Linked DNA regions of Mus musculus: region 2 is linked to region 1. A link is a loop called in an ENCODE intact Hi-C map of the cell type or tissue named here. Cell type or tissue: heart. All regions are shown on one strand.

Region 1 (5,000 bases):
AGGTAGTAAGTCACCGAAACTTCTGGGTTTTCGATTTGCCAATAGACATACAGACCACTCAAGTTGAAATGGCGTCTGTGGGGGTCAATGCAGCTGAGCACCACATTGCTGCCCACCATTGCACCGACTTCAGTCTCTGCAGAGGCTTCAAAGTGACACAATGTATTTACTTAAGATTCAAACACCAATCCTGCCTCAGCCCACCAAGGCAAGAAAGGAATTCATTACTAAGGTTCATTAGGAGGGCTCGTTAGTGTCTTGTAGCAAACTCAGGTGTGAGGTGCGAGCCTCCACCTAGTGCCAAGGTTGGTTCCCTCCCTGGCTTTGGCAGGCTCTCACCCTTAGCTCTCCTCAAAGGTGGCTTTTATGATTCACCATGCAGAGAGACCAAGAGGGGCATTCCATTGACCCCAAGCAAGAAATGTAAAGAGAAGTATAAAGTTTGGAAAAGCACTTCCCTTTCTGATTGCCAACCCTACATATCAACCTAGGTATGGGGATCCAGCTTTCTCCAGTGGGCCTCTGGGGAGGCTGTAGGGGCAGTGGCCAGGGCTTCCCTAATGTTCTGCATCTATGCGCCACACAGCATGCATCCCAACTTACCAGCACAGAGGCTGCTCAACAGCAGCAAGAACAGACCAAGACCAGAAAAGAACCCGCTAGAAACATGGAGCTTCTTCCAAACAGGCTGCCTGGTTCCCAAGGACACAAAACAGGGACACCTAGGAGAAATGTGAATTCCATTGGAGGACAGCTGGTTGGTTTTCCACTGAGACTTCAGAGAGCCCAACCAGGACCATACTCCCCCCTCCCCCAAACACAAATCCCCAGAGTCTAACAGCTCCCAAACTCAGAAAGATTTGTGTGAGGAGAAAGGGCTCTGAGAGTCCCTGCTTTGAGGTCTGTGCCCCCTCCCTGTGACCTAACCTTCTGTAGAGAAATGGTTACAAGCTGCATTTGAAGGAGATAGAGACACCTGATGGCCCCAAAGGAGACAGGTGAGAACCAGGACTGTCTGAAACCAAACTTGGTGGAATGCCATGTTCCAGGCCCTTGGTGATACACAAAAGACGGTGTCCTATGTATCTCAGCCTAGCTGCCTCCTTTTAGAGGTCTGGTTGGTGGTGGGAGTGAGGGGGGGGGGGGGAGAAGGGTGGTGGGAAGAAGGGCACTTCACCCTACTCTAAAGCAGTCTTGGATACTTTAGCCAGAGTTTGCCTAGTCTCCCAAGGCCGTCTGTTCTATGGAGACTCTCTATAGGGGCTAAGACCCTGCAGCAGGTCACAGACACTTCACAGTTGCCCACACACCTTTTATAAAACCTCACTCTCAGCCAGGCAGTGGTGGCGCACGCCTTTAATCCCAGCACTTGGGAGGCAGAGGCAGGCAGATTTCTGAGTTTGAGGCCAGCCTGGTCTACAGAGTAAGTTCCAGGACAGCCAGGGCTACACAGAGAAACCCTGTCTCAAAAAAACACCAACCAACCAACCAACCAACCAACCAACCAACCAACCAACCAAAAATTCTCCCTCTCTTTCAACAGCAGCCCTGAAATTCTCAGAAGATTGTCTCAAAAGAAACCCTTGGGAAGCCACAGGGAGGGATGGATGGACACACACACACACGCACACACGGGGGGGGGGGGGTGTCCCCAGGAATGATTAGTGGGCAAACCACAAACTCAAGCCAGCCACTGGCCAGCAGGCACTCGGTAGCCTGCAAGGTCTCCCCTTTTCTATCCCTGGAGACTCTGTGGTTAGGACACTTGTGGACTGAGGACCTCAGCAAGTAGCCAGTGGAGATGGAGTGTCTACGGTACAAGTGCCTGAGGGAAATATTTGCAAAACGCCGGAGCGCAAAACTGTCTCTCTCTCACACACACACACACACCCCTCCTACACACCTCCCACTTCCCCTGCCCAGTCTGGATCTGTGAGGGAAGTCAAGTGTACAAGGAGGTGTCCTGTCCCCATGCACTGGGTATCAGCTGGCCTTTGAGGTAACACACATCCTCCCTTCTGGGAAATCAACAGGGAGAAGGGCGGCGGCGGCTAAGCCAGTGCCCATGGCTGCTATGAGTTTTCACCTTCAGTACCGGCTCTTGCCCTTCCTCCGCCTACAGCCGCCCACGCGCCGGGGTCTGGTCCGCGGGTGCAGCGGGTTAGCCCTGCGCCGCCCCCTGCCGTCCAAGCCGGCAGGTCCAGGTGTGGCCGCTAGCCGTCCGGAACTGGGCACATCTGCGCCGGTACAGAGCCGCTGCGCTAGCGTCGGGCAATCTCAGTCCTAGTTCGGGTGGGTCCCCGGCTCCCCCACCCCACTCACGGGACACAACAGCGAACGGACTCACTTTAGCTGCATGGTGCGAGCGCAGACTGCGGGGTGCTGGATTTCGGACGCGGAGAGTTGCAGCGGCTGGGGTTCCGGAGCTGTTGGGGGCCACGAAGAACTGGGGAGCTTCCAGGCTTGGGGCGCTGAAATCTGGGGTTCTTGAGGCTTTGGCGGCAGGAGACCCGCTGTAACTGCGCTCGCTAGCGCTGCGCGCCTGGCTAATTGGGCACAGGCGGGATCCCGCCCTCGGCCCATCCCTCCGGCCACCTCCGAGCGGGGGTTGGAGGCGGGGAGCTCCGCCTCCGCTCTCCCGCTCCCGAAAGTAACCCAATCGGCTGCTGAGCAGGGTCGGAGACTTGGGCATGAGTTACAGGTGCCAGGGTGTGGGGTGGTTTGTGGATCCCGGCGAGGGCAAAAGGAGGGCCGGCTCCGGTGCGGCCGAAAGTCTGGGCACTGAGGCTTAGGGTGAGGGTGGGAAGACAGGAAACTCAGCCGCTGCACCCCCCACCCCCCCCCCCCCCAACGCTGCCCAGAACATTCCCGGCCTGGTCCCTGCGTCCCTCTTTTAGAGCCCGATGTTGGGCCCTGTCTTGTAGAAGATGAACCAAGGTTCAAAGCCCGGACCTGGGGCTGACCAAAGACCGTAGATGATCAGAAAACCTAACGACTAGGAATTAAAAAGTGAAAGCCAGGCGAGTGGGAGGAGAGAGGGGCCAGCAGGAGGGAGAAAGGGAGGAGAAGACGGGCTCCACTCTTGTCCAGATCTCCCATCACCCAACTTCGAAGGCTTGGTGAGGGATAAAGTTGTGGAACACAGAATGAAGTGTCCATTTTCTCCTCCAAAGCCAGCCAGACTTGGCAATCCTGTTCCCAGCCTCGTGCTCTCTGGCACTCACTCTGGGAGAGCCTTAACGGTTCATAAGCGTTGAGCCTGTGTCTAAGCTCAGGACTCTCTTCTCACCCCATTCCCTGCTCTCCCTCAACCCCCACGCCCCCTCCCCGCCCCACCTGCCAGTGAATTGAGAATGCGGGAGGCCAGGGAGAGGCAGGCAGGTGGATCTCTTGAGTCTGAGGCTAGCCTGGTCTACAGAGTGAGTTCTAGGACAGTCAGGGCTACACAGAGAAACCCTGTCTCGAAAAAGAAAAGGAAGAGAAGGTGGAGGAGGAGGCGGGGAGGAGGAGGAGGAAAGAAGAGAAGAGAAGAGAAGAGAAGAGAAGAGAAGAGAAGAGAAGAAGAAAAGAAAAAAGAAAAAAGGAAAAGAAAAGAAAAGAAAAGAAAAGAAAAGAAAAGAAAAGAAAAGAAAAGAAAAGAAAAGAAAAAGAAGCCGAGCAGTGGTGGCGCATGCCTTTAATCCCAACACTTGGGAGGCAGAGGCAGGTGGATTTCTGAGTTCGAGGCCAGCCTGGTCTACAGAGTGAGTTCCAGGACAGCCAGGGCTACACAGAGAAACCCTGTCTTGAAAAAAAAAGAAAGGGAGGGAGGGAGGGAGGGGGAGAGAGAGAGAGAGAGAGGAGAGAGAGAGAGAGGAGAGAGAGAGAGAGAGAGAGAGAGAGAGAGAGAGAGAGAGAGAGAGAGAAACTAAAAATCTCTGGCTCTTGGCTATCAACATCAGGGAGCAGGCCAGGACAAGCACAAAAGAACAGAAGAGACAAGCAGAGGTGGGGACCAGTGCGGCCGAGGTAAGCAGCCTGAGGGTGGGGGTGGGGGTTGGCCCTCCTGCAGGGAGGGGGGCTACCTTCTTCGTGTGCTAGGAAAAAACAGAAGTTATCAGAACTTGACCCCTGGGCTCTGGCAGACATAATCCAGGAGTCAACCCGGAGTCTTGGTAAGTACATCGCACATCGGGAGTGGTGGCCTCACTTGCTCTTCTCCCCCACTAGGTTGGCAGCACTGAGGACTCAGCAGAAGCCCGTGTTGGGGAGTCACCTTGGCATCAATTGGCAGATGGAGCCGATAGGGTACCACCACATCCTATGTTCCAACTCTCCTGGCCACAGGCTCCCCAGCTCTGGTCCACTCCACTCCAGCTGTACAACCCCCAGCACTAATCTCGAGGCTTCTCTGATTGGATAGGCCTGACTTGGCATCAACATCTGGGCCTATCACTGATGCCCAGGGGCCAGAACAGCGCCCCCATTGGCTGACACTTATGCCACTCCTTGCCTTGTGTCCTGATCCTCACTCAGCAGTTCTTCCAGGCAGGCAGTAGAGAGCAAAGGTTGAAGGGGCTTTTATGGCTGACCTGGACTATGCTATGGCTGGCAAAGCGGCAGGGACAGGAGCTCTGCAAAAATTAGTGCCCTGCACTTCCCCACAACATCTGGAATCCCAGAAAGCCAAATGCTGCTAAACAAAGGGACCTTAGCATAGTAAGGAAGTGATTTATATCTTGGCTAGAAATGGACACTAGGCAGAGTTGGGCAGGTGCAGGGAAGGAGCCCCTGGGAGCCTGCAGGAGACCGTGGCAAATACATGGCTGGGCTCAAATCCCACCTTTGCTTCTTGGAAACTATGCACCACCAAGTAAGTTACCCAACACTGATGGAAGAATGGTTCTCAACCTGTAAGCCGCAACCCCTTTGGGATTGAATAATTTGTTTACAGGGGTCACCCAAGACCATCAAAAAACATAGATGTTTATATCACAAGACATAACAGTAACATAACTTCA
Region 2 (5,000 bases), 70 kb before region 1:
AAGTGGCTCGGCTTGACAGAGTTGCCACAGAGTGGGCTCTGAGCCTTCTTCCTAAGGAGGCCTGGACTTGGGCTTCTGCATGTGACCTCCTAGCATAGACTCACAAGACCACTGCTAGGTTGGCTTGGGGAGTGCTTCGGCCTCAGAATGAGACCCTCAAGAGATGATTAATGGGCTGATGAAATGGCTCAGCGGTTAAGAGCACTGACTGCTCTTTCAGAGGTCCTGAGTTCAATTTCCAGCAAACAGCATGGTGGCTTACAACCATCTGTAGTCTGAGAACAGCTACAGTGTACTCATATAAATAAACCTTAAAAATTCTTATACTTTAAAAAGAAGAGAGAGATGATTAACCCCCACCCACCTTGGATGTCTGTGTTCCATGACCCACCTTCAGCAGTAGATCCCTACTCTGGTGTCTCCATGGTTGATGCTTCCTTCTGCAGCCCACAAGCTCCCCGTTATAATTCTCCTTGTCCTTGTTATATTGAAGTTAAATATCTTTGCCCAAAGATAAAGCACAATGGGGACTCCAAGCCCAAGCAAGGAGAGGCCAACTCTTCTTCTGTTGGCAGCCAGGCCTAAGTACATCTGTCTATAGCTCACGACAGCAGGCAGGAATCTTTGCCCTGAGTGTTGAACTTAGACCACACACTTGTTTTTCTGTTGTGAAACACAGACCACAGCTGCCAGAGCCTGCCCAGAAACTCCAGCCCCACTTTGGGAGTCCCACTCACAGGAGCAAGCTTCTGGAAGCTTCTCTAGTCATGCTCCAAGAAGTGCCTTTGAATGTAGGCCTCTAGAATGTATACGTCCTTGCCACAAAGTTCACCTCAGAGGGAACCTAGCTGCTGCCTCCCTGCCTGCCAGAGACTGGACAGTCTCGTCTGTCTTGGTGTTCAGGGCCAAAAAGTTTGAGTAAGGGACCTCTGGGGAGCTATTAGGGCCATCTGTACATGCCTCAGTTTCTCCATCTCCCAGCCATAAGGGGAATTCTCCAGAGGGAATCCAGATGGTAGCTACAAGGACGCTTCCTATCTGTGACGTTCTGGGATACCACAGGTCAAGCCAAGATGTATGCATTGGCACTGAAAGTCATCCATAAGTCCTGTAGTCACTCACTAGAGAGCCAGTGGCAGAATGGCTTCATAGTATTGTCGCTGTGTTCCCTGCAACTGTCTCAAAGCAAGGATCCCCAAAATGCCAGTCAAGGGGGCACCTTAGACTGCTAGTTCCCAAGGTTCTTTTAGCTCCCCTCCCCCTACCTCTGAGACTCCTCAACAATGCTTCAGGGCTGACTTGACCATGCCTTCCTGATGACAGCCCACAGCTTGGGCTAAGTCAGGTCCTCCTGCTAATCTGCTGTTGGACTACTGGAGGCTAGGCCAGGCTTACAGGAATAAAGCCAGCCAGTGCAGAAGTGAACTGGTGTCAACCAGCACCCAAACCCAGCTGTAGGCTGTTCCACAGCACCCTTATTGTAGGCCTGAGACTACAGACAAGACCCTGTCCCTCACTATCAGAGATGAGTGGAGGGCGGATTTGGGGGGGGGGAGACACTACAGGGAGATCCCCATTCTGCCCAGAATCTTCCAGATAGCTGTGCCAAGGTGGGGTCCCATTTGACAAGGTGGGCAGAGAGCCCCAGTGACCGTGTTCCCTGACTAAGCCACACTCCTATGGGCTTCAGGATGGGCACAGACAGATCCTGTAAAGACACAAGTGATGAGGCATCAGTGAGGCAGAGGACAGAAAACCCCAGAACACCCAGACGCTGAGATGTGGTTCTCGTGTTCTTGGCCAAGTATCATCCATCACTGAGAGTCTGACCCCTGGCCTCAGGACTGTTTAGGAAGTATTGAGCGCCTGAGTGTGGGCATGAATTTCGAGATGACTGGGTAGCAGTAAAAACTGCCCAGCCAGTGACCCAGGACAAAAGTAGTTCCTGCTTCCTGGGAGCCCCCTAAAGCTCGACAGGCGTCCTCAGAAGCAGAGTCCACAGGAGGGGGCGAGAGACGTCAGCGCTAAGATCAGACTCCATGGCTCCTAATGCTGGATGCTCATGCCATATTTTACTGGAAAAAAAATTGACCTTCAAACCAGTCATTTTTTTTAATTGCAATGAAAAATACATTACAGGACAATATCCATGTCCATCATGATTGTTTAGGGGTATACAGTTTGGTGGCACTGAGCCACTAGTATGGCTGTGTGACCTTCCAGAACTTTCTAATCTTCCCACGGAGAAGCACGGAGTTCCTGTCCTCTGCCCACACACACACACACACACACACACACACACACTACTGTTCTATTTCCTGTGTCCAGAGTTGCCTCCAGAGACAACAGCAAGCGCAGTCTTGAGTGGGAGCCGGGCCAGACAGCTTTGGATCTTGAATTCTTCCCCCGATTCAGCATCGTCAGGAAAAGCCTGAGCCTGTTAGGGTCTCCAGTCCTGCCCCACCTCGGTGAGATACTTCCTTCAATTTACAGATGTGCTGCAAATCCCTGGCCAGTCTACAGCGAGGAACACACTCAGACTCAGCGAAAATTGCCCAGAGAGAGGCTTTCTTTGCATTCCTTCCTCACTCAAAGGCACGATTCAGTTCCAGCATACACACACACACACACACACACACACACACACACACACACACACACACACGTACAAGCATGCACGCATGCACACACAGCCTCTCCCTTATGTCCCCCAGCACAGACCGGCTTAACAGGCTCCATTATGGCTAGAGAGGGTCTGGGGCGGGGAACATTCTGAGCTGTGTGTGGCCTCAGATTCCTGGTGTCTGTCATGCTGGATATATGCCCAAGACACAGGGGAAGAAGTACTCACCAGACCAGAATAGATATAAAAATTACAGTAAAGAATAGACATTACATCAAAAGAACACAGAAAGCAGTGTGTGTGTGTGTGTGTGTGTGTGTGTGTGTGTGTGTGTGTGTGAGAGAGAGAGAGAGAGAGAGAGAGAGAGAGAGAGATTGCCTCCCTGAGAGGGAATGGGGTCCTTCTACAGCAGCTAGAAGTTTCCTGTCCTCACTAACTCCCTGGGCTGTATTTGTGGCATTATAGGATAGAGGTCAGAGGGCAGCTTAGTCCTGAGGGACTAGGTCTTGGCCATTTGGGGTCAGATGCCAGGGCCATTAGAAGTTAGGCTTCTTTCTTTCTTTCTTTCTTTCTTTCTTTCTTTCTTTCTTTCTTTCTTTCTTTCCTTCCTTCCTTCCTTCCTTCCTTCCTTCCTCCCTCCCTCCCTCCCTCCCTCCCTCCCTTCTTTCTTTCTTTCTTTCTTTCTTTCTTTCTTTCTTTCTCTTTCTTTCTTTTTTAAAAATGAGGCATCATAGTTACTAGGTCAGGCTCTAAGCAGCTAGGACCTAACCATTGGGGGCGGGGGGGTGTCTTCTTATTTTTAGTCCTTTTATTTTTGACTTTTTCATCTCCATTTTTTTGAGAGCCTGGCTGTCTGGCCTTAGAACCCCCTGTTAGAACCCCTGGCATGGCTGTGTAGTCATCCCAGAACATTCTAATCTTCCCACAGGGAAACCCTGAGTTCACTACTCCTCGGGACATCAGTCACCATCCCTGTGGCCTGCTGTCCCTGGCTTAGCCCTGCCTGCTTCCACTCATTCTGACATCAGGGTGCAGCAGAGAGAGATGGCAGGGGGTGGGGGAGCAGCTTCTGCCATCTGGGAACTCCACAGAGGTCAGAAGTCACTGTGAAATGGGCTGGAGGCTGTCATGAGACTGTCCTTCTCGCTGAGGCCATGCGTAAGACCCCTCCTGTCGGATAGGGAGCCTCGAGATCTCTTCTGCCTCATGGACTCTAACCGCATCTCTCTGACGTTATGCTTTTCTATTAACAATACATTGAGGCTACTTCTGTTCCTGCCCAGAGGCACGAGCATGTGTCCTCAAACCCAACGACTGATGTCCTCTATGGCTACTCCAGGCTCTGTGGTCAGATGCTGCCCAAATCCCTGCCCCCGCCTCTCAGTTGCCCTGGTACCACCCTCCTCAGTGTCTGAAGGACAGGATACATCCTACTCAGTCAGGTATTTGCTTCCCTCCCCTTTTTATCACCCTAGGTCCCAAGGAGCCACAACCTCTGGCCCTTCCATCTGTAGACCTACTCTCTTCCCCAGTCAATCAGAAGAGAGGACCTTAGAAGGCTGCTGGCCACAGTGGGGACTTGGCGGGATGCTATCCCAGGGTCCTGTGTCCCCAGGGAGAAGCAAAACATCTGGTACCTGCAGGCCATCCTGGTGTGCCTAGGCAGAGGCAGCAACTAGCTCAAGCATAAATCCCAGCACGTGGTCTAGCTGACCAGTCTAGCTGACCACAGCCTGGTCTGAACTTCCCTTGTTGGCCATTGGCTCTGGGGATTTTCCTAGACACACTCCTTGCCACAGAGACAGCTGTGGGGAAACCCCAAGTGTGTGAAAGTGGAGTCTCCAGGTTAGCCGGGAGGCACAGGACAATTCTAGGTGGCAGGACTGTGTCCCTGTTGAAGCTTTGTCTGCATGGGGTGGCACCTCCCAACATCCCCTCAGGTCATGTTCCACCTTGAGGTCTGACCTATGCCACTTGAGGTCTGAACATCTCTGCCCCAAGGCCTTCATACCTCCCAACTCTTCCCGTTCTTCCTGTAGTGGGTTGGCCTAATGCTACATTATATTTTAACGCTAATATTGGGCTCTCAAGACTGTTTGCCCCAAAGACGAGAGAGTCCGCAACTAAGACGCTAAGTGTCTGCCCCCAATTTATTTCTGACTGGTAAATAAAGATGCCAACAGCCAATAGTTGGGAAAAAAAGAGACATAGATGGGGTTGAGGTTTTGGGGGGGCTTGGGGTCTGAAGAGGAGCATGAGGAGGAAGAAGGCAGGAGGAGGAAAGAGAAGTTGCCATGGGTTAGGAGTCTAGAGAACATGGCCCTGAGGGCAGGCCAAGTGGAGTTAAGAACAGCTCAGATGAAACAGTAACAATTGT

What was found. Hi-C counts contacts between places; a loop is a spot of excess contacts. Peaks named below come from ENCODE experiments on the same cell type or tissue, not always from the same donor. Only the 100,000 strongest peaks of a DNase experiment are listed, where the experiment ranks them.
Region 2: a loop joins it to region 1, with 2.1 times the contacts of the local background. A loop is called at or near these places in 8 of 42 quality-filtered maps.

What each region holds. Positions count from the first base shown.
Region 1 is chr10:78,066,883-78,071,882 of GRCm38, reverse strand. Icosl (icos ligand) reads right to left here and starts at 2,515. Exons shown (of 7, transcript NM_015790.3): 1 at 2,348-2,515; 2 at 604-722; 3 at 1-145. The coding sequence starts at 2,358. It overlaps Gm51775 (a long non-coding RNA gene), which reads left to right and starts at 1,408. Exons shown (of 3, transcript XR_003948913.1): 1 at 1,408-1,423; 2 at 3,942-4,008; 3 at 4,210-5,000. In heart, a CTCF peak has its summit at 2,183 (motif pointing left); DNase peaks (open chromatin) are centred at 2,212, 2,612, 3,152 and 4,412; H3K4me3 peaks cover 1,828 bases; H3K27ac peaks cover 1,364 bases; H3K27me3 peaks cover 3,351 bases.
Region 2 is chr10:78,136,732-78,141,731 of GRCm38, reverse strand. Gm47922 (a long non-coding RNA gene) reads left to right here and starts at 3,385. Exons shown (of 4, transcript XR_003948914.1): 1 at 3,385-4,065. In heart, no CTCF peak of the experiment used is centred here; DNase peaks (open chromatin) are centred at 1,331, 1,631, 2,341, 2,741 and 2 weaker places; H3K27ac peaks cover 1,349 bases.